2 separate regions of the Homo sapiens genome follow, and region 2 is linked to region 1. Evidence: chromatin loops called from intact Hi-C (ENCODE). Cell type or tissue: CD14-positive monocyte. All regions are shown on one strand. Each heading gives the region's core, and the rest is flanking DNA. Links, peaks and the distances in the headings are about the cores only. Region 1 holds the start of LINC02970 (long intergenic non-protein coding RNA 2970). Region 2 overlaps LOC105372716 (a long non-coding RNA gene).

What was found. A loop is a pair of places that touch in the nucleus more often than their neighbours do. Peaks named below come from ENCODE experiments on the same cell type or tissue, not always from the same donor. Only the 100,000 strongest peaks of a DNase experiment are listed, where the experiment ranks them.
Region 2: it touches region 1 in a loop (5-fold over the local background); 11 of 110 quality-filtered maps call a loop at or near these places.

What each region holds. Positions count from the first base shown.
Region 1 is chr20:62,594,822-62,610,072 of GRCh38, forward strand. It overlaps LINC02970 (long intergenic non-protein coding RNA 2970), which reads right to left and starts at 8,620. Exons shown (of 2, transcript NR_184037.1): 1 at 8,157-8,620; 2 at 1-2,397. RefSeq lists enhancers at 8,831-9,620, 9,621-10,411, 10,412-11,201 and a silencer at 8,939-9,088. In CD14-positive monocyte, for the core only: no CTCF peak of the experiment used is centred there; DNase peaks (open chromatin) are centred at 7,910, 8,320, 8,620, 8,970 and 2 weaker places; H3K4me3 peaks cover 5,131 bases; H3K27ac peaks cover 6,884 bases.
Region 2 is chr20:62,778,108-62,793,358 of GRCh38, forward strand. It overlaps LOC105372716 (a long non-coding RNA gene), which reads right to left. Exons shown (of 4, transcript XR_936986.3): 2 at 13,795-14,017; 3 at 8,781-8,969; 4 at 5,111-5,722. Among named protein-coding and RNA genes, the nearest start is that of LINC00659, 8.9 kb to the left of the region's middle. RefSeq lists an enhancer at 14,991-15,251. In CD14-positive monocyte, for the core only: no CTCF peak of the experiment used is centred there; DNase peaks (open chromatin) are centred at 9,354 and 9,974; H3K27ac peaks cover 2,002 bases.

The sequences.
Region 1 (15,251 bases), core at 4,012-12,011:
ACCATCCCACTCACCCCTGCTGACCGTCCCGCTCACCCCTGCTGACCGTCCCACTCACCACCCTTTCCTAGTCCAGGGTCCCATGTTGTGTTTAGTCCTCGTGGCCCCTTAGTCTCTCAATCTGGGACGAATCCTCAGTCTTTGTTTTTTCATGACATTGACACTTCTAAAGAATATTGTCAGTTATTTTGTGGACTATCCCTTAATTTGGATTCACTGTAGATTTCCTCATAATTAAATTCCACTTATACAGCTGGGCACAGTGGCTCACATCTGTAATCCCAACACTTTGGGAGGCCAAGGTGGGAGGATCACTTGAGGCCAGAAGTCAAGACTGGGTAATATAGCTACACCCCATCTCTACAAAGTAAACAGTAAAACAAGAACAACAACAAAAAAACAAGCCAGATGTGGTGGTGTGTGCCTGTAGTCCCAGCCACGGAAGGCTGTAGTGAGCTGTGATCACACCACTGTACTCTAGCCTGGGCAACACAGTGAGACCCCATCTCTAAAAAAAAAAAGGAAAGAAAAAAGAAAAAAAATTAAACTGTACAATTTTGTCAAGAATACAGCAAAAGCAATGCTGATGGAGTTTCCTGGTGTCCGTGTGCCCGTTGCTGGCGATGCTGACTTTGATCTGGGGTTTGGTGGTGTCTGCTCCCGTTGACTTTGATGACGGTTCCCACCAGGATTCTGCGGCTGAGTTGGAATTCTATGGTAAGGAAAAGCTGTCTCTCCCCAATGCCTGTTTATTTATTTACGTCAGTACGGACTTGTAGATTCTTCTTCTATGGGTTATGTTTAACATCTCATCAATATCTTCCCCCACATTGTTCAGATTTGCCCAGTGGACTCCTCCCCGTGGGATCCGATGTCACGTGGGCGTGTCCTGCCTGTGTTGGCTGCGAGCGTTTCCTCCTGACTCACACCCAGTAGAGCTGCAGCCTCCACTGGGCGAGGCGGCCTTGGAAAAGGAGGCGGGTGCTGTCCTGCTGTGGAGGGGCTGGCGGGAGGTGGGTTCTGCAGGGTCAGTCCCGGGAGGTGCAGCTGTGGAGGGGCTGCTGACCCCCAGGATCCCCGAGGCCGCCTGCTCCCGAGAGGCCGCCCCACACGCCAGCCTCAGCGTCGGGAGAGGAAGCCCCACATGCCAGCCTCAAGGTCAGGAGAGGAAGCCCCACATGCCAGCCTCAAGGTCGGGAGAGGGCGCCCCACATGCCAGCCTCAGCGTCGGGAGAGGAAGCCCCACATGCCAGCCTCAAGGTTGGGAGAGGAAGCCCCACACGCCAGCCTCAGCGTCGGGAGAGGAAGCCCCACATGCCAGCCTCAAGGTCGGGAGAGACCGCCCCACATGCCAGCCTCAGCACCAGGAGAGGCCGCCCCACACACCAGCCTCAGCGTCGGGAGAGGAAGCCCCACACGCCAGCCTCAGCGTCGGGAGAGGAAGCCCCACACGCCAGCCTCAGCGTCGGGAGAAGCAGCCCCACACGCCAGCCTCAGTGTCGGGAGAGGAAGCCCCCACACGCCAGCCTCAGCACTGGGAGAGGCAGCCCCACACACCAGCCTCAGCGTCAGGCTCTGAGTCCCGTTTCTGCCTCTGGGCTCCTCGTATGTGTGTGTCAGCATCAGATGCAAAGAAAGGGGACGTATCCTGGTGGGGGGACCCGGAGTCTCCGTTGCCCCCACAGATCAGTCTCTGGGTGCCTCCCTTGGTGCTGAGAGCAGGGAGGGCCTGAGAGCCATCCCGAGCCCGTCTCGGTTCACGCTTCCCTGCCTGGCAGGACCCAGGGAGAGCTGGGCGGGTGGGGCAGCCACTCCCGGCAGTTCCGAGAGGATCTGGAGGAAACGTGCCTTACTGCAAGGAGATGGCTGGCTAGCGGTGGAGCCCTGGGCGCCCTCAGGGGAGAGCCTTCCGGGGACAGCTGCCACCCTTCTGTGGTGCCGGCCTCCTTCCCGCCATGCACCATGCCCACGGCACCCAGATGGTGGAGCCGCCGCCGGTTCACACTCTGGGGAGTTTTCCCAGCAACAGGTCCCTCCAGCCAGGGCATGCAGGAAAGTGCCCTTACGACGTGCTCAGGGATACAGCCACTGCTCCCAAACGTCTCTGCCCAGAAAGGCAGGTGGGATGTTGACCATAGACACAATAACCAACGCTTGCTGTCGTGGGGCCTGTTTGACAGAGGGACAATGGAGGCCAGAGAGGCAAAGGTGACTTGTCCAAAATCACCCAGCCAGGGCCATTAGCCACCTGCTCAGCACTGCAGCTTTTGTGCCAGGGACCTGCAGACACTCACTCACACTCATGGAGCCAGGAGGACCAATCCATGAGCACAGGGCACCTCGGAGTCCCGGGCGGGCATTCTCCGGCGTCCTTCTTCTGAAGCTTCTGAAAAGTTGCTGAGAAAGACAGAGAGGGTGACAAGAAGAGGACAGGTGTGAGACCCTGCAGAACTGGGTTCCACGTGCCAGCAGGACCCAGAGACCACGGCACTCCCTTCTCCCTACTAACTGGAGACTCCGAGAGGAGTTCTAGACATGGCAAGACGAAACAAGTCCGTATCCCTTCTTTCCCAGAATCGAGAAAAATGACCGCATTTGTCAGCAGAGCATGCACTAGGCGAGCCCTGCCTTGCTGTTTAATTCATCCCAATGCTCCTTCCGAAGGGGCCCTCAGAGGATGCTTCCAAAGCCTGGCATAGGCGAAGCTCAGGACCCTGCACCAGGAGGTCCCACCCCGGAGCCCGGATCACTCCGGGAATCACAGCTTTCGGGAGGAGCACCTTGCTACCGAGCCTTTGGGGTCCTGCCCGGGCCAGCCCTTCTGCTTAGGGACCTGCAGTGACCCTGTGCTGGGTCATGTTCTTCTTGGCACAATGAGCACTCCCTGGGCAGGTGGTCCTGGCCCCTGGGAGCTCGGGGATAGAAACACAGAAGAGGTGTGGTCGGTGCATCTCTCAGATGACTCCACTTAGAGTAGTGTCCCCTGCCTCCAGCTTCCACCAGAGTGTGCCTTGGTGGAGACAGTTGCCAGCATGGAGGGGGCATGACCAGCCTGGGCCACTGCCAGCCTTGCTCAGCTGACAGCTGCTGCATGACCTTTGGCATGGCCTGTGGTCTCCCTAGGCCTCCCCATCTGTTGAACAAGAAGTGATCTGGACCAGAGACAAGCTGGCAGCCACGGCTGGGCAGCACCCACAGGCATGTGCGTCTTAGGGCTGTGCAGTGCTGTTGAAAGTTTGCCGTACACTGCTGGGGGGGATGGAAGATGGTTCGGCCACTCTGTAAAACTGTCCTGCAGGTTCTTAAGCTAGACACACCCCTACCAGAGACTCAGCCGTTCCACTCCTAGGAATTCTTCCCAGAGGGATGAAAACGCGTTCACACAAGGACTTATGCATGACTGTCCATAGCAGTTTTATTTGTGATAGCAAAAACCTGGGGGAAAAACCAAAATGTCTACCAACAAGTGATTGGATGAACAAATCATGGTGCATCCATACAACGCAGAAATAAAAAGGAGTGGAATTTTGAAACACATGACAAAATCAAACGTGAAAATAATTATGCTGCGTGAAAGAAGGCGTGTATACATGTGACTTCGTTCATATGGAATTCTGCAAAATGCAGTTGTCTGTAGTGACATCGGTGGTTCCTGGGGACAGGGGTGGGAGGACACAGGCAGGAGGACATGCTGTGGGTGACGAGGTTCACCGTGGACCATGGGAAGGGTTTCGTGGGTGTGCACATAGGTCGAAGCTTTCCAAATCATCACTTTTACATGTGCAGTTGATTGTGTCAAATAATCCTCAGTAGAGCTGGTCAAGATAGTTGAAACTATATTCAAAACTGGGAAACTGAACATAATGACCCCAATTGCACATTTCTGTTGGAAAATTAGAAGTTCTGGTAACACTAGGCCTGTATTCAGGTGTGGTGTGGGGAGTGGGGTGTGGCTTCCAAGGGCTGGGCGTGGCTGTGTTGGGTTGGGCGTGGCTGGGCTGGACACGGCTGAGCTGGGCTGGGCGTGGCTAGGCTGGGCTGGGTTGGGTGTGGTTGGTCATGGCTATGTTGGGCTGGGTGTGGCTGGGTGTGGTGTGGCGTGGCTGGACTGGGCATGGCTGCACTCAGCTGTGTTGGGCTGGATGTGACTGGGCGTGGTGTGGCGTGGCTGGGCTGTGCGTGGCTGCACTCAGCTGTGTTGGGCTTGGCTACTGCCCTCTGCACAGGCCTCACCGCTCCTCACTGTCCACGCGCTCTGTGGTCCAGCATCATTTCTGGTCTCGTTGGCTCTGCGGATTGTGTCCCTTATGCCTGGCCAGCTGCCTTCATCAAGGGTGACTGCCTGGTGCCTGCACAAGTTTGAGTTTGATGGACTTAAATGAATTTCACACTTTTAGTCACTGAAACTTTGGCCAACCTCCATCTTCCTACAGAAGCTCCAAGCATGAAAAACACAAATGTGGAGTTACGGTGTCTAAAGCGCTGTCAGCCCTTCCAGCCCTGCACACTCCCTCCTTCTCCTCCCGGGGTGGCCACGAGGCAGCTCTAGGGTTTGCACATCAGAGTAGTGCTGGGTGTCCTTCCCCTCCCTTGCCCTGGCAGTTCCAGGCCCTGTGCCAGGACCACACACCTCCCACACAGGTCCTCTCATGGGGCTGGTGCCCCCGAGCACACGATCCCCTCTCCCTGATCCCAGGCTCCTCTGTCATGGGAGGGGTGCGAGTTCTTGGAGGCCGAGAGTGTGGCCTGCCCAGGACCACTGGGAAAATGCAGGGTGAACTGTGGGTCTGGGTGACTCTCATGAGCCCCTCCTCCATCCCCCACAGCCCCTAAAGAGTGGGACGGTCTCAGGACCGCGTCCCGGGGTGAATCGTGCTCCTGAAATGGGGACTGTGGTGCACAGTCACATCATCCCTTCACACGGCGGCCACCAGGACACCTTCAGGGCACTTCCGGTGGCAGGAAACATCCCCAGGCCTGACTGCGCCTGAGGACGGTGATGCCATGGACCAGGAGCGCTTCCCGGAGCGGGAGCAGGCGCTCGCTGGCTGGAGCTCCCCCACTGTGTCTGACGCCTCATTCCCTGGATGTTCAGGGTTCCGGTGCTCAGCAAGAACCTGTCCGGACACGCTGGGGAGCAATGCCCCCACAGAACATCGGGGGCCAGCTGGACCATGGCACGTGCCAGACACTGCACCCCAGCAGCGGTGCATGCTTCTCCAGGGCACGCAGAGCAGTGACCAAGGCCGACCGCGCTGGGTCCCAGCACAAGTCTCAGTAGATCTTAAAAGACTCAAGTCGTGCAGAGAACAAAGTAAGAATAATCTCAAGATTTGTTGAGACTTGTGTTCCTTGACTATCCCAGAATTAGAATGAAAGGAGAACCCAATACAGAACATCCTGAAACATTAAGCAACTCAATTCTAAATAACTCGTGAGCGACCGGCGTCGTGGCTCACGCCTGTAATCCCAGCACTTTGGGAGGCTGAGGCAGGCAGATCACTTGAGGTTAGGAGTTTGAGACCAGCCTGACCAACATGGTGAAATCCCGTCTCTACTAAAAATACAAAAATTAGCTGGTCATGGTGGCCCACACCTGTAATCCCAGCTACTCGGGAGGCTGAGGCACAAGAATCATTTGAACCCAGGAGGCAGAGGTTGCAGTGAGCCGAGATTGTGCCACTGCACTCCAGCCAGGCTGACAGAGCAAGACTCCATCTCAAAAAAACCAAAAGAACTCATGAGTTGTTTAGAAGTTGTTAATTAAAACAACATATCAACAGAGGAGGTGACCTGGTATTTTTAAAATGTAACTTTCATTGTTATTCAGGTAGGGTGAGGCCCACAGGTCAGGAGACAACCACCATCAAAAAGATGATTTGTCACGGGTCCCAAGAGGACAGAGCTGGCCGCATCACCACGGTGAAGGGGCACAGGGCAAGCACCAGGTAGGCCAGGAGGCAGAGGGTGCGAGGAACGTGGTGTGGGAAGGACCAGGCCAGGGGGTGGACAGGTGGAGAACTGGCTGGTTGCATTAATGCCAGCTGGTCTGGGTGTAGCTCCTGGCCCTGGGGTGATTAGGGCAGGGGGACGTTGGCCCAGAGTGTGGCCCAGTTGGGGAGCGGTTGGGGTGTGGGCTCTGGAATCCTTGATTTGCTTATGAAGGGTGATCTTGCTGGGAAGCCCTTGGAGGGGGAGCCCCTCCTGGGTCACCCCAGATGTCAAAGCGCAGAAGCACAGGGTTAATGCAGAGGTAATTAGACACTATTTTGAATTCAATGGAAATTAAAACAACATATCAACATTTGTGGGATGCAGATTGACTGGTGTTTAGGATAGATTTTACAGCAGTAATTGCTGAAACGATAAAAAAGGAAGAGATCACAAATCACTCTAAGCCAAGAGCCAGCAAGCTACAGCCCACCGGCCATGTCTGGCCCCTTCTTGCTGTTGAAAATAAAGTTATGCTGGAGAACAACTTGGTATTTTATGTGTTTTCTGTTGCTGCTTTCACGCTACAACAGCAGTTGAGTGGTTGCAACAGACACCACGTGGCTCACAAAACCAAACATATTTACTCTCTAGCCCTTTACAGAAAACCCTTGCCAACTATGATAGGAGCTTTCACCTGGAGAAACTAGTAAGGGAAAAATAAATTACAAAACGCATGCGGAAAGTAGAAGGTAATAAAGATCAGGGTGGAAATCAGCTGAACAAAAAACAAAAACAGAAAATAGAGAAAATAAATGAAACCCAAGCTGATTCTTTGAAAAGATCAATACAATTGATAAGCTGCTGGCCAGACTGACCCCAAAACAAAGAGACCCTCATTACAAACATGGAGGCTAAAAAGGACATCACCGCAGACCCTACAGATGGGAAAAAAGAGTCGAGGGGGATGGTGTCCAATCTTCTGCCCATATATTCCACAACTTGGAAGAAATGAACAAACACCTTGCAAGGAGAAACCTTTCCTTTCATGCATTAAAGACATCGTTCTGCTGTCTCCTGGCTGCCGTGGTTTCTGGCAAGAATTCTGTAGTCACTGGAGTCACTGCTTTTGTGTACGAAATGTGTTGTTTTTCTCTAGCTGCTTTCCAGATGTTTTCTTCAGTTTTCAGCAATTTGATGATGCTATGTCTGGGTCTATTTTCCTTTCTGTTTATCTTCTTTGGGGTTCACTGAGCTTCTTGAATGCTTACATTTATGTATTTCACCAGACTTGGGATGTTTCAGCCAATATTCCTTCAAATAACTTTCTGCCCCAACCTCCTCCTTGCTTTCTGGAACCAGGTATGTGCTGGGCCTTTCGATACGACCCCAGCTGGCCCGTGATGCTTGTTCTTGTTTTTCCTCTTTATCTTCGTTCTTCGGAGTGGATATTTTCTATTTATCTGTCTTCACGTTCGCTGGCTTTCCTTTGTCTCCATTCTGCTATTGAGTCCATCAGTACAATTTTAATTGCAGATACTCTATTCTTTTAGTTCAAAAATACTCATTTGTTTATTTTTTTTCCTACCTCTCTGTGAGGTTTATTATTCATTTCATCTAATGCTCCTTTCTGAGGTGTGTGTGCGTGTGCTGTGTATGCGTGCAACTCGCAAAGCAGTTACCGCGGCTGCTGTAGGCATCTGTGTCAGTTGGGGCTGGCATCTGAGCATTGTCTGTTCTCTTGAGGATGATCACACCTTCCTAGTTTTGTGTCTATTGAGTAATTTTGTTTTACGTCTGAGCACACCGTGTGGACTCTGGGTGCTGTCCTAGCCCTCGGGGAACGTTGCTGTTTCCACTTTAGCAGCCAGGTTCATCCCAAACCCCACCTCTCTCAGTGTGGTTCTCAAGACCTTTGCTGGGTTGGCACTGCTGGGTGGCACTGTGAGACTTATGCGGATTCATGCACAGAATTAGGCAATTGCCGTGTCCAGCCCTCCCCCTTCCGGGGTTCCGCCCCCTCTCTTCCCTGGCTCTCCCCCTTCTAGGGTTCCGCCCCCTCTTTTCCCCTGCTCTCCTCCTTCCAGGGTTCTGCCCCCTCTCTTCCCCCACTCTCCCCCTTCTGGGGTTCTGCCCCCTCTCTTCCCCGGCTCTCCCCCTTCCAGGGTTCCACCCCTCTCTTCTTCCCCGGCTCTCCCCATTCTGGGGTTCCACCCCTTTCTTACCTGTAGGACTCCTTTTCCCAGGTTGGGGTTTCTATCTGCGTTTTAGCTGCTTGTGTTGCCATGTGGATCTGAGAGTGGGGCTTGCCCTCCAGACAAAGCCACAAGGAGGAAACCAGAAACTCCACGGCAGGTCACTCCTCCAAGTTCCGCCTCCGCCCTGCAGTCTCCTTACTTTGCAGGTCCTCAGTAGTTGTCTGTGTCTCATCCAGAGCTTGGTCACAGTTAGGGGAGGGCTAGGCTAAGCCATAGCAGGCTCGTGGATAAAACGTCACCTCCCTGGCTCTTTCCCAGGATTTCCTGGCAGAGGCCACATTTATAAGCCATGCAGTGTAGTCACCTGCTGTGTGCCAGGCAGCAAGCGCCATTAGCCCGGGAGGTGGTGAACAGCTCCTGGGGGCACCAGCCAGCACCGTCACCGTTTGGCAGCGGAGGCTGCGGCCAGCTCCTTGTCAGGTGAATGTGCTGCATGTTGATGCAACACCTTCCTCTTCTTGCCAACCCTGGGCCAATGTCCTCAGACACAGGCAGCAACGGAAGTGGCCACCTGCCCACCATGGCCTGGGGAGAAGGGGGAAGGGTCTGACTGGGGGAGCCTCAAGACTGTGCCACTTGCCCCAATCCCATGAGAGGCACCTGCTATGGCACCTCGAGCTGGGGCAGAAGGCCTGGAGCCCGTGCCTGGATGCTGCCCAGGACTCTCAAGCTAGTCCAGTGGCCTTGGCTGCAAAGTCCTGCTCAGGCCCACGTTTCCCCAGTGCCTTGCCCAGCTCCAGAGGGAAGTGATTGACCGCAGAGCCGATGAGCTCAGAGCCGGTGGTGGGCAGTCTGGCCGGATGGCGGTGACTCAGGGAAGCGGAGGGGCTCCCCCCACCCCGCTGCTGCTGCCCCCCGCGTCCCCCCCGCCTGCAGTAACTGACAGGAAGGGGCGGGAGGCGGATGGGCCGTGACAGCTTAATGGCTTCGGTTAAAGCATCCTCTGATCGTGCTGGCGCTGGGAGAGGCTCTGAGCTCGGGTGGCACTGCGGGCACTCTGGACACTGTCTCCGGCTGCCGCTGAGCTGGGAGGCTCCTTTCCAGCAGGCCACGCGGTCAGGGGCACCTCCTGCCGCAGCACCTGCCCAGCCCTCTGGGGACCAGAGTGAGCAAAGTGCTGGTGCTGGACCTGGCCACCGCCAGAGGCAAACACAGTTGGCCAGACCCAGGCCCCACCTGTTCACGAGATGCCCCATCCCTTGGAGCCTCCAGGAGCCAGGGCAAGTGTGGAGGCAGGTGAGACCCAGCGCCAGCGTTTGCTTCAACCAAAGAACCACAGCAGAGCCGCTGGGGACAGCTTGTTCAGCCAGTGCATAATCAGTACTCAGGATTGTGGCTGGTGCCCCTGGCAGACTCAGCCCTACGGGGATCGGCCCCCAGACGTGCCACAGCTTGGCCACTCTGCTCTGAGGAGCTGTCTGTGCCCAGCACGCGTTCCAGCTTCTGGGATGCACAATAGGCGCCCAGGCCTAGGCTGCGGGACGACCATGCTTGCTGCTCACAGCGCCTGTGAGTCAGAGACTCCGACAGGCCACTTGGGATGGCCCAGGCCTCCTCCCCAAGGTCTGCAGCCTCCTCGGGGAAGCCTTGGGGCCAGAGCCTGGAGACTCCAGAGGGAGTCTCCTACAGACGATGCCGCCATCAGTGGGACCTGCAGCCGGGATCTCGGGCTGGGCCTCTCCGGCAGCCCCACATGTGACATGGGTGGGCTTCCCGAGGCCAGCACTTGAGAGAGAGGTGGAAGCCGAGACGCGGAGCCACCTGGCATCCTTTCCGACAGTCACGAGGCCCTCAGATTCCAGAAGAGGGGACAGAGACCCCTCCATGGGAGCAGCCTTGGTCATGCTAGAGAAGAGCCTGGGGCTGGGAGACCCATGGGGCATCTTTTGAAAATGCCTCCAGTCACTCGTGTGGCCACCCAGCAAGGCCCCGAGTCATGCACAGCCCACCCGTGCATGCCACCTGCCGGGACCTGCCCCATCACCTGCCGGGACCTGCCCCATCACCTGCCGGGACCTGCCCCATCACCTGCCAGGACCTGCCCCATAGCTTTGGAGCCCTGTCTGCTGCAGGGGAGGGAGGCAAGCCCCAGAACAGCCCCGAGTTCTGCTGCAGTCCGGTCAGCCGGGGGCTTCCTGCCCCATTCAGTGTCCCAGGTCTGCATTCAGCAAGGGTTGGATGCTCCACCAACCCTGACCCCCCGGGAGCATACACCTGTGGGAGCAGGTGCACCCCACCTCCATGCACACACAGACACCTCCAAGGTTTTCCTGAGAGACAAGATTTGGCTCAGGACTCGCTGCTCAGAACCTGAAGGTGTAGAAAGTGCACACACTCCTAGCAGAGCCGACCTACTGCTATACCCTCCCAGCCGGTGCCCCAGGTCAGAGCCTGCCCCTTCCCCCAACCCTCCTGCCTCACCCACACCCCTGTAGCCTTGGGGACCCACAGAAACCACCGCAATGACCTCTTCTAGCAGGCAGGCCTGTGGTGCGCCTGCTGAGCTCAACCCTCCGTGAACTTGGCTGGCCCTTGCCAGGCGCAGCTCAGCCCTGCATCCGCTGGCACTGCCCACCAGACTTGCCCACCTGACCGGGACCGGGAATCTTCCTGTAGCCTCTCTAGGGAAGGTGCACTTTTCTCTAGCATCCTTTCTCTGGCTGATGGAGAGGGAGCTGGGTGAAAGGCAGGGCCTTGGCCAGAGCAGGCCTGATGGGTGGCATGGGGCTGGGGGTGGAGGAAGTTGGGGGAGGAAGTGTCTCTGGAGGTCCAAGGCCTCAGCTGGCCCTGCCCCCTGTAAACAGCCCTATTTTTTAAAAGGCCTCCTTACCCAGCTTCAGGGGTTTAAAGGACACCCCCTTCCCTTGGCCATTCCTGGGGACCCCCCCGACCATCCACAATATTGTACTAGTATCTAAAGCAGCCAGCAAGTCCTGTCTGTCTGGAGAAGGTGAGAGTTTTCAGGGGCTCAGGACGTGCTGAGCTGGGGGGAGCAGGGGGCATGGCTTGACACCTCACAGCGGCTTCCTGAAGCTCAGTGGTGCACAAAGCAGAGCCCACAGGGGAGCCCTCGTAACTCAAGGCCTCCAGGCCATGCTAAATACCCAGAAGCCACTGGTGGGGACCACTGAGGCCATGTGAGCAACACATTTATCATGAACAGCTGTTCCCCGTGTTACTCCAAGACAACACGAACAACTGGGCCGGGCAACCCAGAGAAATGCAAACTCTTCCTCATTCAGAAATAGCAAAGAAAGTTCTCCTTCCAGAAGGGCCCTCCCCACACCTTGTAAAAGCAATTTTAAAAATACAAATAGAGGCTCCTTCCTCATGCCAAGGTTCATTATTAAGGAAGAGAGCAGTTCCAGGCAACGCCTTTATTTAAATATGATGATTAAACTGTTTGGTTTTAATGCAAATGGAAGACACCATCTGAAATTCTGAAAGGAGAAAAAGACGCTGCTGGAGGTGGGAGGAAGGGAGAGGAAGGCAGGAAGGGAGGAGAGGAAGGGGCCAAAGCTGGTGAAATTCCTGGCATCAAGAAACCCCCTGGATGGAGAAAGAGCATGAAAACAGCAAACGGCCGCGAGGCAAACAGCAAACGGCCGCGAGGCAAACAGCAAACGGCCGCGAGGCCGAATGGACCACATTCCAGGCGAGGCGGGGGCAGTGTTCAGCTGTAGCTGCTCCCTGGGGACCCACACCCTGACCCCGTGCTAGGGAGCACTGGGCTGGGGGCCAGCGAAGCACTCTGGCGTGGACGGCAGGCCCATTTTTAACGGTGCTATTTCATTAGCAGTTTTACTCAGCTGCTGGCAGGGCCCCAGCACGGCTGCCTCTGTGGCTAGAGGGGTGCAGGGGGTGCTGGGCTCCAGGCCAGGCAGTGCCCATTTCCACAGAGCCAGTGCCCCCACACAGCCACATGCAGCAGCTTCCTTGCTACACCACGGGGCCTCCCTGGGGACTCTGCACCTGCAGCGCACACACTGTCCCCACCTGGCCCTGCCCACGGGGCTGCTGCAGAGGCGGGCTGCCAGCTCTCGCTCCCTGGGGAATCTGGAATCCCAAACTGGGAGACGGGGCGGGGGCGGGGCGATAATATCTGCACCAGCTGCGAAGATCAAAGCACCTGTGCACGAATGGCTGACCCAGAGTCTGGCCCCCTCATATGTGACCCACGCCCCGTGAAGGCTGCACCTGGAAACCTCTTTGCCACGTCGCCATCGTGGGCTAGTCTCGAGCTGCGCCCCAGCCAGAATCCTATGTATTTGCAAACTGAGGACAGAGAGGGTCAGCTGTGTGTCCACCACTGTCCACACCGATTTTAGATAATTTGGTTTCCTCTTTAAATAGCGTTTAAGGGAACGAGCAAACTGTCACCTCCTGAAACAAGTTTCCAATAGATTAAAGTGGGTCTTGTCTATATAGCACGCTCTGAAATGATCCTTGCCCATGTTGCCGATTAAATGCTTATGTGCTCACTGTCTCTTGGCCCCCAAATATAGGGCCTGCCTTAAACCTTCAAACCAAGGCGGCAGTGCCTTCGTGTTAGAGTCCACTTCTTTTTATTGCCTCTTGCCTAGAAAATTATCGCAGGGGTGCACATGCTGCATCTCCCACGAACAGTTGTCTGAGGCTGGGCTAATAGAATGTCTCATAAACCTCGAAAAGATGTTTCAAGAACACCTCCTCCTCTTGGGGCCATTCCCAGCCGAGTTCCAGAATCCTCAGGCCAGCAGGGAGATGGTGTCTGTTGGGACACTGCGGAGGGACCCCTTGTTGAGGTGGTGGCCCCAGTCCTGCCTTGGGGACCCAGCCCTGCCCTGTTCCATCCCTCTGTGTTCCGGATGAGGCTGCCCAGCTGCAGTGAATGGTCGGGGGTCGGGCCCGTGACCCGGTGAGGCGGGCGAGTCCATGCCTGGAAGTGAGGAGTAGGCTCGGTTCTTTCCAGTCCTGCTGCTTGCTGTCCTGCTGCTGCTGTCCTGGCACTGGGAGAGGCCAGCCTGCAAGGACAAGGCAAACTAGATGGGACCCTTCGGAGAAATCAGGCCATGGCAACACCTTTCTAATCTTAAGTCCTTGGCCAGCTACCATGCCCTGGAGACCTGCCGGTGTTCGGGTTCCATGGGGGGCAGCATGGCCATGCAGGGGACCCTCAGGAGGCTCCCACCAGGCAGCTGAAAAGGCACAACACTGGGAAGACCCAGGGCCATTCCACCAGGGTCCTGACCAGTCCTCAAAACCGCCAAGGTCATGAAAAACAAGGCGAGTCTGAGAAACCCACAGCCTAGAGGAGCCCACGGAGTGAGGAGCAAATGTTTCCTGGGGTCCTGGACGGGGCCCTGGGACAGGAGGGCGTCAGGGAAGTGCAGCATCCGGCTCCTTGCCGTGGACAATGCTGGCACTCTGGCCGTGACCAATGTCGCCTGTGACGTGAGACCTTAGCACCCCGGGGGGCTGGGCGTGGGTGTGTGGCGCTCTCTGAACTATCTTTGCAACTGTCTCGTAAATTTAAAACAATTTATTTATTTATTTATTTATTTTGAGATGGAGTTTCACTCTTGTAGCCCAGGCTGGAGTGCAATGGCACGATCTCAGCTCACTGCAACCTCCGCCTCCCGGGTTCAAGTGATTCTCCTGCCTCAGCCTCCCGAGTAGCTGGGATTACAGGCGCTCACCACCACGCCCAGCTAATTTTTGTATTTTTAGTAGAGATGGGGTTTCACCATGTTGGCCAGTGTGGTCTCAAACTCCTGACCTCAGGTGATCCACCCGCCTCAGACTCCCAAAGTGCTGAGATTACAGGCGTGAGCCACTGCACCTGGCTTTTTTTTCTCTTTTTCTTTTCTTTTTTTTTTTTTTTTGAGACAGAGTCTCGCTCTGTCACCCAGGCTGGAGTGCAGTGGTGTGATCTCGGCTCACTGCAACCTCTGCCTCCCGGGTTCAAGCGATTCTCTTGCCTCAGCCTCCTGAGTAGTACCCGGCTAATTTTTGTATTTTTAGTAGAGACGGGGTTTCACCATGTTGGTCAGGTGGTCTCAAACTCCTGACCTCAAGTGATCCGCCCACCTCAGCCTCCCAAAGTGCTAGGATTACAGGCATGAGCCACCATGCCCGGCCTAAAACAATTCTTTAAAAAAAGTATTTTAAAAAGAGGAAAATAAAACACAATTTGAACATTCATTGAGGAAAATAATGTTTTTTCAGAAACGAACTGCACTTTAATTTAATTTACTTGTTCACATTTTGGTCAGAACCCTGGAAGGAGATGAGGAAGCAGGTTTGACAGGCACGTGGCCACCGTGCCTGGGTTCCATGGTTTTATTAGAGAGCCAAGAGCAGTTGATGGCAATGATGAAGTCCCAGAGTGGAAAATGCCCCGCCCAGCCCTGGGTTTAACTGGCCTGCTGGCTGAGTGGACGCTGGTGTTTTTGCGCGGGCAGCAAGGGCTCAGAATCCCCATGTAAGACCCCGCAGCCATGATGAAGATGAGCTTTTTAAAAGTCAGAGGCTCCTGGCAGCTGCTGTGTGGGAGTGACATGGGGGAGGATGTGTGTGACATCAGGGACACCCCCAGCCCTGGCTTTGAGCAATAATGCTGGCAAGCCTGGGTGCAGATACGGGATTGGGAGAAACCAAGGCCTTGAACCGCTGACGGACTTGGTGGGGGAGACGCTGAGCAACAAGGAGCTGCCCACTGTGGAGGCAATGTTCCCATCCCGCAGGGGACAACTGTCCCTCTTCTGCCCCACCAGGTACAGAAGAGCCACAGGGGACAGGCAGAGAGGAAATGCAGAGGCTGGGGACTTGGGGGGTGGCATTCCCCACCCCGGGGCATTAAGAGGTCTCTCCAGGTAAACAGAAGCTGGAAGGAGCATGAACTCCCGGCAGGAACAGGCCTGCTGGCGTGAGGGGCCACAGGCCAGCGAGGGGCCCGGGATGCCGGTGCAGCCCCAGTGCCAGGAGGTCCTGTCGTAGGTCCCAGGCCAGCTCCTTCCTCTGTGTGAAGGGAGCCTGGAAATCCCAGAAAGATCTAACAGGATCAGCAGAAAACCAGGATGG
Region 2 (15,251 bases), core at 4,897-12,896, 180 kb after region 1:
GTCCCCGGCCTGTCTGATGGCTTGGTCCCTGGTCTATTTGATGGTGTGGTCCCCAGCCTATCTGAAGGTGTGGTCCCCGACCTATCTATCTGATGGTTTGGTCCCCAGCCTGTCTGATGGCGTCGTCCCCGGCTTGTCTGATGGCATGGTCCCCGGCTTGTCTGATGGCATGGTCCCCAGCCTGTCTGATGGCATGGTCCTCAGCCTATCTGATGGTGTGGTTGGTGTGGTCCCCAGCCTATCTATCTGATGGTGTGGTTCCCTGGCCTATTCGATGGTGTGGTCCCCAGCCTGTCTGATGGGGTGGTCCTCTGTTGGCTGGTGTGATCCTGCCTCTTGTCTCACATCGTGAACCCTGGCCTGCAGGAGGTGACCCAAGGCTGATGACTCCTTCTCCGGGGCCCTTGCACCACACAGCCTGGCCCTGATTACAGCCCCTGGGCTCCTGTACCTGTCCTCGCAGCCCCCACTCTGCCACTTTGCATTTGTCTGTTTCACTCAACACACATTTAATGAGCACCTACTGTGTGTACCAAGCCCAGTGGGGAACAGCACATCAATGAGGCTGGTGCGGGAGGCCTTGGGTACCCTCCGTCTGGCTCCCCGCCCCAGCGCATGAGGCTGCCTCTCTGGGTCTCGGACGCCCACACCGCAGTGTCTGGGAGAAGGCCTGGAAGCCTGCATTTGGGCAGTGGCTCTGGGGCCCGGCCTTGCTGGCTTCCGGTGGCCCCAGGCAATGACTCCTCCCTGTCTCCATTTACAGATGGGGAGAGGAGCTGAGGATGGTGGGCCCGTGACCCTGAGTGGCCAGTTCATTCCCCAGGCCCTGACTGGTGCAGCAAGAAAGAGAATCCGCCTTGGGTTGGGGGATGTGGCATGAACTTTAAGATCCACCCTTTTCCACCCTGGGATCCTGGCCCCCGTCCCGCATCCCAGCCCCAGCCAGGACAGCCCCTGGCCACACCTTCTCGGCACATCAAGAGTCATGAGAGGCAGCGTCTGCCACCAGGAGGCCTCGTCCCACCGGGCCACCTGGCCAGGGCAGCTGCGACAGGAGGCAGAGCTGAGGCCCTGAGCCCTCCTCTGCCCATTCCCAGCTCACCCTCAGGGTTCTAGCCCTGTGTCGCTGCCCCTCTGATCCAAAAACTTGCCACAGGTCCCCTCCCTGCCATGCTGCCCTCTGAGTGACACCCACCCCCTGCAGCCCCCACAGCCCCCACCTTCCCTTCAGAAAGCAGGAGCTGTTGGCCCCGGGGCCCCGCCCACAGGCCACGGTGTCAGTGGTGGCTGAAGTCCGCCGTGCTCACCAATCCTCTGCAGTCTCGCCCCTGCAACAACAGCACTTGAGGAAGGAACTGGCCACGCAGCCTTTCATGAGGTGGGAAACTGAGGCTCAAGGGTGTCTGTACTTTGAACTGGACCACCCCGCTGTGAGAAGGAGCAGGGCAGAGACTGGGAGCACCCACCCTCCCGCACCCTGTGTGCTGACATGAGCTCATCCCTGCTGCTGCAGGGCCAGAGAGACAGACGGACAGTTTGACGGTGGTCCCTGGAAGGGTCGACACAAATGAAAAAATTTTTTAAATTAATCTTCTTTCCTGCAAAAGGGAAAACAGACCCCTTTTCTTTCGGCTTTTAGTTAGAAAGCTCTTCGTTGTGGATTCTTTGAATGTGGGTAAATCTTTTTTTTTTTTTTTCTTTTTTTTGTGATGGAGTCTTGCTCTGTCGCCAGGCTGGATTGCAATGGCACGATCTTGGCTCACTGCAACCTCTGCCTCCCGGGTTCAAGCGATTCTCCTGCCTCAGCCTTCTGAGTAGCTGCGACTACAGGCGCCCGCCACCAGCCCAGCTAATTTTTTGTATTTTAGTAGAGACAGTGTTTCATCATGTTGGCCAGGATGGTCTCGAACTCCCTACCTCGTGATCTGCCCACCTCAGCCTCCCAGTGTTGGGATTACAGGCATGAGCCACCATGCCCAGCCAAATGTGGGTAAATCTTTTTAAAAGCTGAATAAGCCCCCTGCCTGGGCACAAGCCAGGGATGTCTTTCCCAGGGGCAGGATGCACCATCTTTGAAACGTGGACATCAAGGAAGGCGGCACCTGCCTCCCCGCTCCCTGCCCAAGCCCAGGAGCCCGACTTTGGCGGGCGCAGTGCTTCAGAACCACCTCCCGTCGTAGAGACACGAGGAGTTTGTTTTTCCTTTGGATAAAGCCAATTAGCTGGCACAGATGGTCACCCCAGTCCCCAGGTGGATGTGTGGTGGCGTCTGTGTGACAAATGGTGCCGCCAAGCCGTCCCACGGGAAGACGAGCTCCTGTTTGTCTTTCAAGGAGAGATGCACGTAGCGGACTGCATCCGCCCGGCTGTGTGCAGGCTGAGATTTCTCTCTGTCTTTGCAAACTCTCAGCAGCTTGCACGTCGTGCACCTGGCATCCTGGTTTGATGCTCAATCAATGGCAAAACGGGTTTCTTTCTTTTCTGCCTTAGTGGAGAGGTCTGGGGGTTAGCAAGAGATTTTGTTTTTAATTGTATTTCTCCAACACCCCATGAGATGCTCCAACTCCATGTGACTAGGAAGGGGCAAGGGAGGAAACCTGTGGAGTCCCCTGCACAGGACGCTGTCTCCGCCCTGCTACGACGCTGTCTCCGCCCTGCTACCATGCTTATTCCTGGCTGCTGCTTTGCTGTTGACTCTCACAGGCAGATGAGGTGTCTGCTCAGAGAAGAGCCCAGGTGCCACCGAGGGAATGCAACGTGCCACACCCCAAGACATGACACTTGTGAGAACAGTGTGGCCCAGCCCCCACTCCGGGCACAGCCTCGGACACCCTGCCCGCCTCCGCCCATGGAGGTGCGGCCTGCAAAGCGTACCTGCCGCCGCCTTCCCATCCCTCGGGAAAGCCAGCCTCATGTCCAGTCTAAGGAGAATTCTAAGGGATGCTGCCAGCCACCTGCAGGCTCCGGGCTGAGCTCAAGGGAGGGGCCAAGGGCGGCTTTAAAAGGCCTTCACTGATCACTTGCCAAGAAGCCCAAAATAGCTTCCCAATCTACCAGCCTCCATGTGCGCCGTGACCGGGACATGTTCTGAGTCTTGTCTTTTCATTTTTTGTGTTTTTCAAAAGTATACAACTTATAAATAAGAGTATAAAGCCTGGCGTGGTGGTTCACGCCTGTAATCCCAACACTTTAGGAGGCCGAGGCAGGTGGATCACGAGGTCAGGAGTTCAAGACCAGCATGGCCAAGATGGTGAAACCCTCTCTACCAAAACACAAAAAAATAGCCGGGAGTGATGGCGGGAGTCTGTAATCCCAGCTACTCGGGAGGCTGAGGCAGAGAATTGCTTAAACCTTGGAGGCGGAGGTTGCAGTGAGCCAAGATCACGCCACTGCACTCCAGCTTGGGTGACAGAGTGAGATTCCGTCTCAAAAAAAGTATAATTTCCAGTAGGTAACACGTGCACGTGGAGCCACACACAGGAGGCAAAAGCAAAGTCCACGTCCTCCCAGCCCCAGGCCTCTTCCTCAAGGCAGCCCTGGGAGGCGTTTACATGCTCCTAGAGGGATGGGACAACCTGGTCCCTCCTCTCCCACCTACGGACAATTTGTCCCTTTGAATCAGGAGAATTGGGTCTGGTCAGGGAACCTAAGGCTGTTTCACACTGACTTATTAGAACTAAATTCTAAATTGAAAGGAAAACTCTAACTTTCCAGGCCTAAGTAACAAAAGGACCAGAGGCTACTCCCTTTGCAAACCCGGCAGATGGAAAATTAAAAGTATCTCTGATTGGTTGCTTTTTGCAACCAATTAGATGTTTGCATAGGAGTGTAACTTTGTTTTTTGTTTGTTTGTTTGTTTTTTGGCTTTTTGTTTGTTTTCATTTTGTTTTGCTTTTTGAGATAGAGTCTCGCTCTGTTGCCCTTGCTGAAGTGCAGTGGGACAGTCTCAGCTCACTGCAACCTCTGCCTCCTGGGTTCAAGCAATTCTCATTCCTCAGCCTCCTGAGTAGCTGGGATTACAGGTGCACGCCACCACACCCAGCTAATTTTTGTATTTTTAGTAGAGACTAAAGCAGGGTTTCACCGTGTTGGCCATGCTGGTCTTGAACTCCTGACCTCAGGTGATCCGCCTGCCTGGGCCTCCCGAAGTGCCGGGATTACAGGCATAAGTCACAGTGCCTGGCCAGGAGTGTAACTTTGTAACTTCACTTCAGCCTCTGATTGGTTGCTCTCTGCAGCCAATCAGACTGGTTGCAGTCACCACTTCATTTACATAAGGTGAGCACCAAGTGCCAATGGGAAACCTCTAGGGGGTATTTGGACCCGAGAAGATTCTGTATCCAGGGCCCTTGCACACTCCCGCTCCCACACTGTGGGGCGTACTTTATTTTCAATAAATCCCTGCTTTCGTTGCTTCATTCTTTCCTTGCTTTGCTGTGCATTTTGTCCAATTCTTTGTTTAAATGCCAAGAACCTGGACAACTTGCAGTCCAGACCCTCCACCGGTAACACCTTCTCCCTGCCCAGCACCGGCGCCGAGGTCTCTTCATCTCACTGCAGCACAGAGCTCTTTCCCCATGAGACTCAGCACCGCCTCCTGCCGAGAGAGGCAGCTTAGTGTCTGTGGGAAGCAGAATGCCAGCATCCCAATCCCTTCATGTGCTACCATGACGTGTGGCGGGGGAAGGAGACTTGGCAGCTGTGGTTAAGGTGAAGGTGGGGGACAATCCTGGATTCCCCAGTGAGCCCAGCGTATGAACCCTTAAAAGAGAGCGCATTGGCCAGCTTCTCCCTGGAGGCCGAGCCATAAGGCAGGAGGCGGAGGCAGAGAGAGTCGAGGTAAGGACATGACCTGGTTTTGCTCTGAAGATGGAGGATGGAGCCGTGAGCCAGAGAACGGAGCAGCCTCCAGAAGCTGGGAGCAGCCTTTGGCCAACAGCCAGCAAGGATGTGGGACCCAGGTCCTGCAACTGTAGGGCCTGGATTCTGACAACAGCTTGTCAGAGCAGGAAGCCAGTTCTTCCTGGAGCCTCCCAGCAAGAACCCTGCTGGCTGAAACCTCAATTTCAGCCTCATGAGACCTTGAACAGAAAAACCAGAAGAACCCGCGAGAACCTCTGACCTCCAGAGCATGAGATGAAAAATGGACGTTGGTTTACGCTGCTACATTTGTTATAATTTGTCCCAGCAGCAGTGGGAAACACACAGTATCCCCCTTGCCTGCTCTGCTGATAGAAAGGTACATTGTTTTCAACCTTCTGCTATGAAGAAAGCTTTGCATTAACTCTCCTTGCTCATATGCACATGGAGTGGAGGACAAATCTGCTGTCAAGCCCTGAATTGGGTTTTTGAGACACTGTCCGTCCAAACACCCACAGTGTGCCCCTGTGCAGAGGCTATGCGTACACAAGGCCCCACCATCCACAGGACGACAGAGGCTGGCTTGGCCAGCCCAAGACCATCCGGCCCCTCAGGAGCTGCCTGACTCCAGGAGCTCGTAGGCCATGCCCCGGCTCCCCCTGGGCAGGCTGCCTCCTGGGTCTGAGTGGGGAACAGGAAGGCCTCAGCCTCTCAGGTCAACAGAAAGTTTGTGCTCAGATGGGCTGAATGTTCCGGGTCCATTTCCTCCTCAAGCCCAGAAGGGTTTGCTTTGCAGGAACCTGTTCCAAGTGATTTCGAAGTACTCAAAGGCTCTTTGGTGGATGTGTCAGGATCCCAATTCCTGAAATAAGAAAGTTGTGTCAAAAATCACAAAAGACGCTGGGCGCGGTGGCTCACATTTGTAATCCCAGCACTTTGGGAGACCGAGGTGGGCAGATCACTTGAGTTTAGGAGTTCAAGACCAGCCTGGCCAGTATGGTGAAACCCTGTCTCTATTAAAAATACAACAATTAGCTCGGTGTGGTGGCAGGTGTCTGTAATCCCAGCTACTTGGGAGGCTGAGGCAGGAGAATCACTTGAACCCAGGAGGTGGAGGTTGCAGTGAGCCGAGATCATCGCGCCCCTGCACTCCAGCCTGGGCGACAGAGTGAGACTGCATCTCAAAAATAAATAAAATCAAAAGGAACTGGCCTGGCCCAACATCCTGGCCGCTGCGTCCTCCTCGCTGCAAAGTCAGATTCCTCGCTCCCGCTGTGGGGTTTCCTGGACCCCTGCCCACAGTCTGCTAAGTGCCTAACCTGGCCACTATTGGAGCCCCCGATCCCACAGAGGTGGCTGTTCAGAGAGAAGCGGTGGGCCCAGTGTTCCCCAGGCCACACTCCACAAGTAGGTGCAGGAAGAAGAGAGGTGACACTTGGGGCTGCTGGGGCTCAGCCCCTCCAGGGCCCTCAAGAGGGGTGTATAAGCCTCCCACCCAGGGGTGACGAGCTGGGTGCTCCCCACCAACACCCGCTGGCATCAGCAGCAGCTGATCCTAGGGCATCACCTGCCCGAAAGCCAAGGAAGCCCCTTGCAGAGGGCAGCGTATCTGGCAGTGGCCACTCGGGTGGGGCCGCCTTCCTCAAGCTCCCAACCCAGCAAGGACTCCCTTGCCTCAGGCTCTCCCCTGCCTCTCTCTCAGCCGCGTGAGCACGGCTCTGGGCACCGCACCTGCACCCAGCAGAACTGTGCTAACCGGGCCAGATCTCCAGGGGCCAACACAGCCTGGCCTCTAGGACGGGCCACGCTGCGAGGGAGGGAGGCAAGTGTGGGGAGGCCGGATTCCACCTGTTTGGTTTTTGATTAGGGAATGGCAGAAACCCAGGCCTCCCGGGGCAGGGATTCAGCTCTCCTAACGGAGGCAGCCTTGGTGGGGGATACTTTTCAGCAGGGACTCTTTTATCCCAGAGTGTTTTTGCTGTGTGCGCGATGACTGGCTCAGTTTTTGTAATAATCGTTTCCATCAGCATAGAGACAGCTGTTTATATTCTTCAACTTTGTATTATGAAAAACGTCAGACAGAAAAGTCGAGAGACTAGTATCGCATGCACCTGTGTGCACAGCATCCAGATTCAACAGTTACGAAGGGAAAATTCCACATTTTATTTTAAATTTACTAAAGACTGAAACACACCAAGTACCGCAGGAAGGATAACCTGGGTGGAGGAGGGATGGGGCTGGAGAGTCGGGGCACAAGGGTGAGGGGAATGGGGTGGGTGGGACAGAGGTGGGGGATGGAGGGTGGGGTAGCATGGGGTGGAGTGGGGGATGGAAGGTGGGATGGGGCTGGGTGGGACCGGGTGGGGAGATGGAGGGTGGGGTGAGGCAGAGGTGGGGGAATTGATGGGCGGGTGGAGGTGGGTGAGGGTAGGGTGGGATGGGTGAGACATGGGAGGGATGGAGCATGGGGTGAGGCAGAGGTGAGGGGATGAAGGGCGGGGTGGGCCAGGGGCAGCCCCCAGTGCCCACAGCTGGAGCAGGCGAGGGGCAGGAGGGAGCGGCTGCCTGCCCCTGCGCTGGGTGGGCCCTGGGGCGCCCCCTGGCCTGCTGCCAGGTCTCCTGAAGGAGGGGTTTGTTCCCGCCTCCCGAGCCCACAGTCTGGTCTGTGTGTGCCTGTGTCTGTTGACAACTCCATGAGTGAACTGTGATACGTCAAGGCTTGGGGGAAGTGTGGGAAATGCTTGTGATTTTCTTTCTCTGTAGAAGTGGAGCAGAGAGAAAGCAGCTCCCACAGCGTGAGCGCCTGATACAGAGGAGACCCGGGGCTTGGAGGCCTTAGGCATTCACTCCAAAGACCTGAGAATTAAGGGAACGCGGCGGGGCCTCTTGCCCAGACCTGGAAGAACAGCAAGTGCTGCGAGGGCCTCTGCACCCCCTGAGGACCCCTACGCCCCCCGAGGACCCCTGTGCCCTGTGAGGGCCCCTGCACCCCTGGGCCTGGGTGGAGACCCACACACAACCCCACTATTCCAGGGGAAGAGAAAGGGGCCCTGTGGGGCTTGTCAACCATCACAGACCCAGAGACTCTGGGCAGAAGCTTCTGCCTGTCACGCTCAGCCTGCGACGGCCCCACCAGGAGAGCGCAGCCGTGAGTCCCAGAGGAAGCGGCTTAAAAGGCCCCTTTCCACCAGCCGCCAAGCCCCTCCAGGCTTTGCTGAGGCCCTGAGGTAGCCAAGCAAAAACCAGCCTCACTTCCCAGGAGCTCAATCACCAGAAACTTCAGGGAAACAAAAACCCACCGGAAGACGTTTTCCCTAATTACCCAGACAAGTCAGACAAAGGCCATGTAGAGCCTTTCCCGGAGTTTCCCAGCAAGCACCGCAGCATCTGGGTTCTCACGTGGCCGTCAAGCCTGTGCACCTCCACACGGAGCTCGGGACCCACCCCCAGGGCTCCTGGAGTCAGCTCAGCCTCCGCCAGCAGGCAGGCCCCAGTGCCCACAGGCATTTCTGGGCTTGCAGGGCACAGAGCCTGATGCTTTGCTCCAGCTCCCAGCGAATAGGAGAGGAGCCCACGTGGCTGCAGCGTGGGCAGAGGCACAAGCCCCCCACCCTGCTGGGAGCCCAGGTGGCCCAGGAGTGCTCCTAGCCTGGTCAGCTGCCCACGCCTCTGGCTTGCACTGTCTGAGGCCCTGAGAGGGAAGCCTAGCCTCCAGCTGCTTAGCCCCAAGAGGAAGGTAGGGCTCACAGGCTGGATGGGGGGTCAGACGCAGCAAGGACAAGAGGCCACTTGACTGTAGCCAGCACCTGCCTGTGTCCCAAGGCTGCAGTGTGTCCAGGAGGGCCCAACAATACCCATCTGTCTTGCCTTGGCCGCCGCCACAGCCAGCCTGACCACCCAGACCTGAGAGATTTGCTCACCAGGACACTCAACACAGCAGGCCGCAGAGCTGCCCAAGAGCCTTAAATCTGCTCCCACCTTTTCATTCTTGATCTCGGTGTAGACGTGCTCTGGAAGATGATCCATTTGGGGCATCGACACTCCTTCCTCTCGCCACTGTTTTTCTTAGTTACTGCATTATTTTCAGATGGCCGGTGGATACTTCATACCTGTAAGCAATGCACTGGAGCTGTGCTTCTTGGCTGGTGACTTCTGACTACTCCCACGGAGGGAAAGCCTGGGTCCCCTCCCACCCGCATTCCCACCCTCATCTTTTCCTTATGTCCCCTTCACGTTGTTAAGATCTTGGACATTTGCCTTCGTTCAATCATACATTTGAGACCTCCTTTTTCGTCTATAGGATGATTCTAACTAGGTTATATGGTTTGGCTGTGTCCCCACCCAAATCTCATCTTGAATTGTATCTCCCATAATCCTCACGTGTCATGGGAGGGACCCAGGGGGAGGTCACTGAATCACGGGAGCGGTTACCCAGGTTGCTGTCCTTGTGACAGTGAGTGAGCTCTCACAAGATCTGATGGTTTTATAAGGGGTTGTCCCCCTTTTGCTGGGCACTTCTCCTTCCTGCCACCGCGTGAAGAAGGACGTGTTTGCTTCCCCTTCTGCCATGATTGTAAGTTTCCTGAGGCCTCTTCAGCCCTGTGGAACTGTGAGTCACTTAAACCTCTTTCCTTTATAAATCACCCAGTCTCAGTTATATCTTTATCAGCAGTGTGAGAACAGACTAATACACCAGGCCATCCTGATAAACAGCACTTAAGTATTATGACGATTTAAATATCATCTTTTGAGAAGCCAAGTGCTACGTTTGTGTCCAAGGGCAGGAAATACAATGCCATTCTAAACCCTTCCGTGTAAACCAGACTCTGCGGAGCACTGGCTCTCTGTGCCCTGTTTGTTTCCACTCTCAGCTTTCACCTTTTCTCCATGTCCTTGCGTCCCCGTGGCCTCCTCCTTCCCAGCTGCTGTGGCTCAGGTGCTTCAGGTGCACTGAGCACCCCAGGTCTTGGCAGACACGTTGTCCTCACATGAGAAGATGTGGGCTGCAATTGAGGTTCTTGGTTCCTTGTGAACTTTGTCTTCAAGCATCCAGCGTCATTGATCCAAGCAGCTGTCACTCTGGCTCTGAGTCCTATGGGCACTCAGTTCCTCTCCAGAAGCTCTCAGGCCTTCCCTCCTTCCCTCCAGATTCTGAAATGTTGCCAGAAGGGGAAGCAACACCCTTTGCCTCAAGCCCGCTTGGTACTCGGGAGCCTGGCTCACATCTCTCTGTTCCCTTCCATGTTGTCCTCATGGAGCTGCAGTTGACACCCACTGGGTTGGCCCTTGAAACCCTAGCATCTCCCTCCTAACAGTCAACAGAAAACGCATCCAAAGCCCAGGTGCTGCAGAGCCCAGGTTAGGGGACATGCTGGGGCAGAGGGACTTACTTCAGAAGGACTTTTCTTGCCTATGAAAAGAATTGCTCCTTTTACAAAGAGGACATTGGCTGTTTTCTGTGTTGACCCAAAGAATAATTTCCCTTTGTTGCACAAAAAAAAAAAAGCAGAGCTGGACTTTAGAAGCTGAATGAATGGGGAAAGTTTCCATCTTTTTAAAAAATAAATTCTGCCCCTTGTGAACCCACAGGAACCCGACTGGAGAGCTGAAACCTCTGGGAAGCCAGGCCAGCCTCCGTGGCATTTTTCAAGTGTAATGTCTCCATCCTGGGTGTTTTTAAAGTCGTGATTGTCCCAGGGTTTTGAGGGATCCGCGGAGATGAGAATAGCGGTGTGAAATGATGCGTGACACTCACCACAGACGGCCATGTCAGAGCCTTGTCTGGAACATGCAAGCAGAGGCTGGCTTCATGGACCACAGATGGCCGTGTCAGAGCCTTATCTGGAACATGCAAGCAGAGGCTGGCTCCATGGGCAGAGGCGCTGCTGGCGCCAGGCTCCCCGTCAGCCTGGGCAGGAAGCTCCACGGCCAACATCAGTGAGACTCCAGCCTCTTGGGATCAAGGGCCCAGGCCGGCTAGGAACCTGAGAAGCCTTGTCCTTGCTGCCGGACGTCATCGCCTCTGAGAGCTGGTCTCTTGCTCTAGGCAGGGTCCCTGGGGTGACCCCCCAGCCTGCACCCCAACTGTCTACCACCCTCAGCTATCTGACACCTCTCCTGAAGAAGATGATTCCTGCCATGCCTGCAGAAAACTCCCAGGGGGCCACGGGAAGGGGAGCAAGATGGACAAGACTGGCCCTTCCCAGGCAGGAGAAAGGACAGCTGCCCCTCAAACCCACCATTCAGGGAAGGTGAGGCCAGGTGATGGGCCCTGGGGTAGCGCGGGCTCAGCACATGCCTGGTTCCGCCTGGTTCCTCCACCTGATGTAGGAAACACATTACCCAGTGCTCCTGCGCCTCAGTTTCCCCATCTGCAATGGAGGTAGCAGTGGCTCTACCGGGAGGTTACTATGATGCATAAGTGATGTTGCGCCGTGAAGAGCTGGCACAGCACGGGCAGAGAGTGACCAGGAACACGCTCCCACATCCCGACAGCTTGGTCCTTGTTGTCTGGGCTCCGGCTGAACAGGTCAGGACGAAGGTGCGGCCCCTTGGCTCTCGAAGTCACCATTTGCCGGCTGGACAAAGGTCCTTCCAGCTCAGCCTGTTTTTTTGTTTGTTTGTTTGTTTTAGACAAGGTCTCACTCATGTTGCCTAGGCTGGAGTGCAGCGGTACAATCACAGCTCACTGCAGCCTCGACTTCCCAGGGTCAAGCCATCCTCCCTTCTCAGCTTCCTGAGTAGCTGTGACTACAAGTGTGTGCCACCACACTCAGGAAATTTTTTTTTTTTTTTTTTGGTAGAGATGGAGGGCTCCCTAGGTTGTCCAGGCTGACATCAAACTGCTGGACTCAAGCAGTCTTCCCACCTCGGGCTTCCAGAGTGCTGGGATTACTGTCCCTGGCTGAGCTTGGTTCTTGGTGACAATGGGGCGGTGACTGAGAACTCAAAGGACCACACACCCCATGGCAGGCAGGAAACATGAGGCTCCTCTCCCCCAGCAGATTGGAAAAAGACAATGAGAAGCAGCTCAGCCCGCACCCCCCAGCCCATGTGAGCCAACTTAAAAACAGCTCGAGTGGCAATTGCGTGGCCTCTCCCACTGTGGTGCTCGCACCCACCAGCCCTGGAGAAGTGCTGGGCCCCGCCCCAAAGCGTCTGATGCCGCAGAGCTGTGTGTTGGGTGTGCTGCCCATGTGCACGTGTACACGAGTGTGTGTGTGTATATATGTGTCATACACATGCATGTGTGTGCACCTGGGTGTGCATGTGTGTGTCCATGTACGTGTGTTGTGTACATGTGTGCACGTGTGTGTGCATGTGTCGTACCTGTGTTGTACATGTGTTGTACCATGGCAGGCAGTACAGGTGTGTGTGTATATGTATACACACATGTGCACATGTGGGAAGAATACCTATTTCTGACAAGTCTCCGGGTGAGGCTGAGTCTGCCGTTGCAGGGCCCGCATTCTGAGCACCCTGGGTCTATCAGAACTCAAGCCCTCCTCCTCCTCCTACTGTCCCATCCCACAGAGGATAAGAGGTGTGCATGTGGACGGGGGTTCCAGGACAGCATGGCTTCTCACAGCAGAAACACGCAGCAGAATCTGTCCATCAAGGCAGGCGTGGTGAAATCAGTTAGGCACCCTTACCTAGGAATCCTCTGCGCCCACAAAAGCAGTACCTGGAGAGCCAGGTCCTGGGTCTCCCCTGGGCTATCATGGCCTGCCTCTCTCCCTCCCTCTACAGACCCTAAGGAGCACCCGGCAGGGAGAGCACCGCCCACCCTGCCCCTCAGTCATGCAGCTCACATCGGGCAGAGGTGACGCTGTGGACCTGGGTGGGCCCCACGTTTCAAGTCAAATCAAGCTGCTGACCAGGAGGTAATTCAGGCAAAAGGAGCAGAATCATCAGATAAAAGGTAGGATGCCCAGTTATATTTGAATTTCAGATAATTCAAATTTGATTCAAATTTGATAATTAAAATGTGAATGATTTTATAGTATAAGTATGTCCCGAATATATACATGGATTATATTACATTATGCTATGTTATATCATATTATTTTATTAGGAAGGTGGTGACCACTGCTAACCAGAAGGTGCCTGTCTCCCAGCCTCATGGGAACACGTGGTTCTTGGTCATGAGAGCTGGGTACAGTGGAAGGGATGTTTAGAAGGCTTTGGTCAAACATATATATATATATATATATATATATATATATATATATATTTGGGGCATACTTACACTACAAAATTATTCAATGTTTTTCTGAAATTCAAATTTACCTGGGCATCCTGTATTTTTATGTTAAATCTGGCAACCCCTGAAAAGAGCCAAAACCCCCTCAGGCGGTCGAGAGTGCGGCAGCCAAGCCAGCACGCTGCAGCTCCCTCCTTCTCGGGGCCGTGGCCTGGCCCTGCAGGGGACATCGTGGGAACAATAATTGTCCAAGTCTAGTGCTGGGGGCATCATGGGCGCTGCCCCAGAGCCACAACCAGCCCGCCTTTCAGTCAGCATGGTGAGTCTTCCGATGCCCCATGTGAAGAATTGAACTTCTTTTCTGAAAGCTGAGAGTGGCCCCCTCGTGGTGGGCAGGTTCCCAGGGAACGGAAACGCCTTCCCTTGGTTCCCTCCAGCAGAGTTCAGACAGGAGCCAAGATCTGGGTCCAAACAGTGGGTGGAAAACGCCCCCTAGAGGTGTGATGTGTTGGCTGCAAGCCTGGTGGCTGGGCCTGGGGACACCCTCACCAGGTTGCCTTCAATGGGGGGTTCCCCTGAAGCCCAACTTTTAATTTTCTGCAACCACAGGCTACTTTGGTCAGAAGGGAAATAATTAGATCAGAACCTTAATAGCGTTAATTTCCCCCAAATAGGAAGAAAGCAAAGGGAGGGGACATGAGAGCTGTTAATTAGGTGACGACCTCTCCTACCTGCTGTGTTGGAAAAGCGGCTCTATGGAAGACATAGCATCCAGGGCAGGAAGAGGCAGGCTCGGTGGTGTTGGGTTGGAAAGCCCCCGCCTCGTCCGGCGGCCATGCAGTCCCCAGCACCTCTGAGTCCACTCAGCCCAGGGAAGAGGACAACAGAGCTGTGCTCAGTGTCCAGCTGTCTGGATGAGGCCCAGGGAGATGGCCTGTGGTGGAGCAGGAGGACCTGGGGAAACAAAACCCACAGTGGCTGCCCAGCTGCAAAGGCTGCGTTCTTTCTACAGTGTCTGGGGTCTCAGGTATGAGTGGCAGAGGGAGCAGTCCCATCAGCCATGTCAGCCTCGTTGCAATGGAATTCCACTTCTGTCCCAGACACTCAGCCAGACAGGAGGAAACTGTGACCACAGGCATGTGGACACGCAAGGGTATGTTTGAGCAAAGCCTTCTAAACATCCCTTCCATTGCACCCGACTCTCATGACCAAGAACCAGGTGTCCCCATGGGGCTGGGAGATGGGCACCCTCTGGTTAGCAGTGGTCACCCCCTTCCAGAGATGACATCAGCTCCCCAGGCAAGAAACTCCACTTAGAACCCAGAGCCGATCTGAGGAATGATTCATGCAGCTAGACTTATACAAGACTGATCTATAAGCTGGAAGGCTTGTATGTTCACTGACCATGGGAAAGCCTTTCCAGGGCCTGAGCGTTTCCCACTTGGGATCCAAGTCCTCTGTTCCTGGGATCAAGATATTTGGGAAGCCACATCCATCTTTTGAAGGAAATTTGAGCAACAGGGATCAAAGAGTGAGGATCATTCATTCCATCCCCGTAAGGGAGGGAATGGGTCAGTAGGTTGTGTAGCCAGTCCACAAATGGTCACTGTCCACCTGCTGTGTGTTGGCCTTGCCTGAGAGGTGGGGGACAGTGGTGCCACGCCATTCCCAGCCCTGGCCCCCTGGAGCCAGCTGATAGCCTGGCAGGGGAGGCACACGTTGAACAAATTATCATCCGTGATTCACAATGACAAGTGTGCAAAGTGTATCCCACAAAGCACTTATTGAGTGAGAAACACAGGTGTGTGGCCACAGAGACCAAATGGGACCCTCACAGCTGGGGCGGTGACCTTGGAGCTGAGAGTGAAGGCTGCGCAGGAGAGAGACAGGCAAAGGGGTGGGGGCAGGCATTTGCACCCCAGGGGGCTGCAGGGTGATTTGCAAGGGGAGCCCAGGTGAGGGTCCACAGGGACTAGAGCAGGCCAAGAAGGGAGGTTGGTCAGGGGTCGGCTGGAGCCAGGCTTCTGAGGGTTGATTCCCGGCTCTGCCCTCAACCCAGGCAGTTCCCCACTCTACTCATCTCTGACTCCTCCCCTCAAAGCAGGCGTGACAGCGGCACCTGCCTCAGAAAGGAGGGGGCGTGTGGGGAAAGCAGGTATTTCATGACGACCGCCCAGCATAGAGCCCT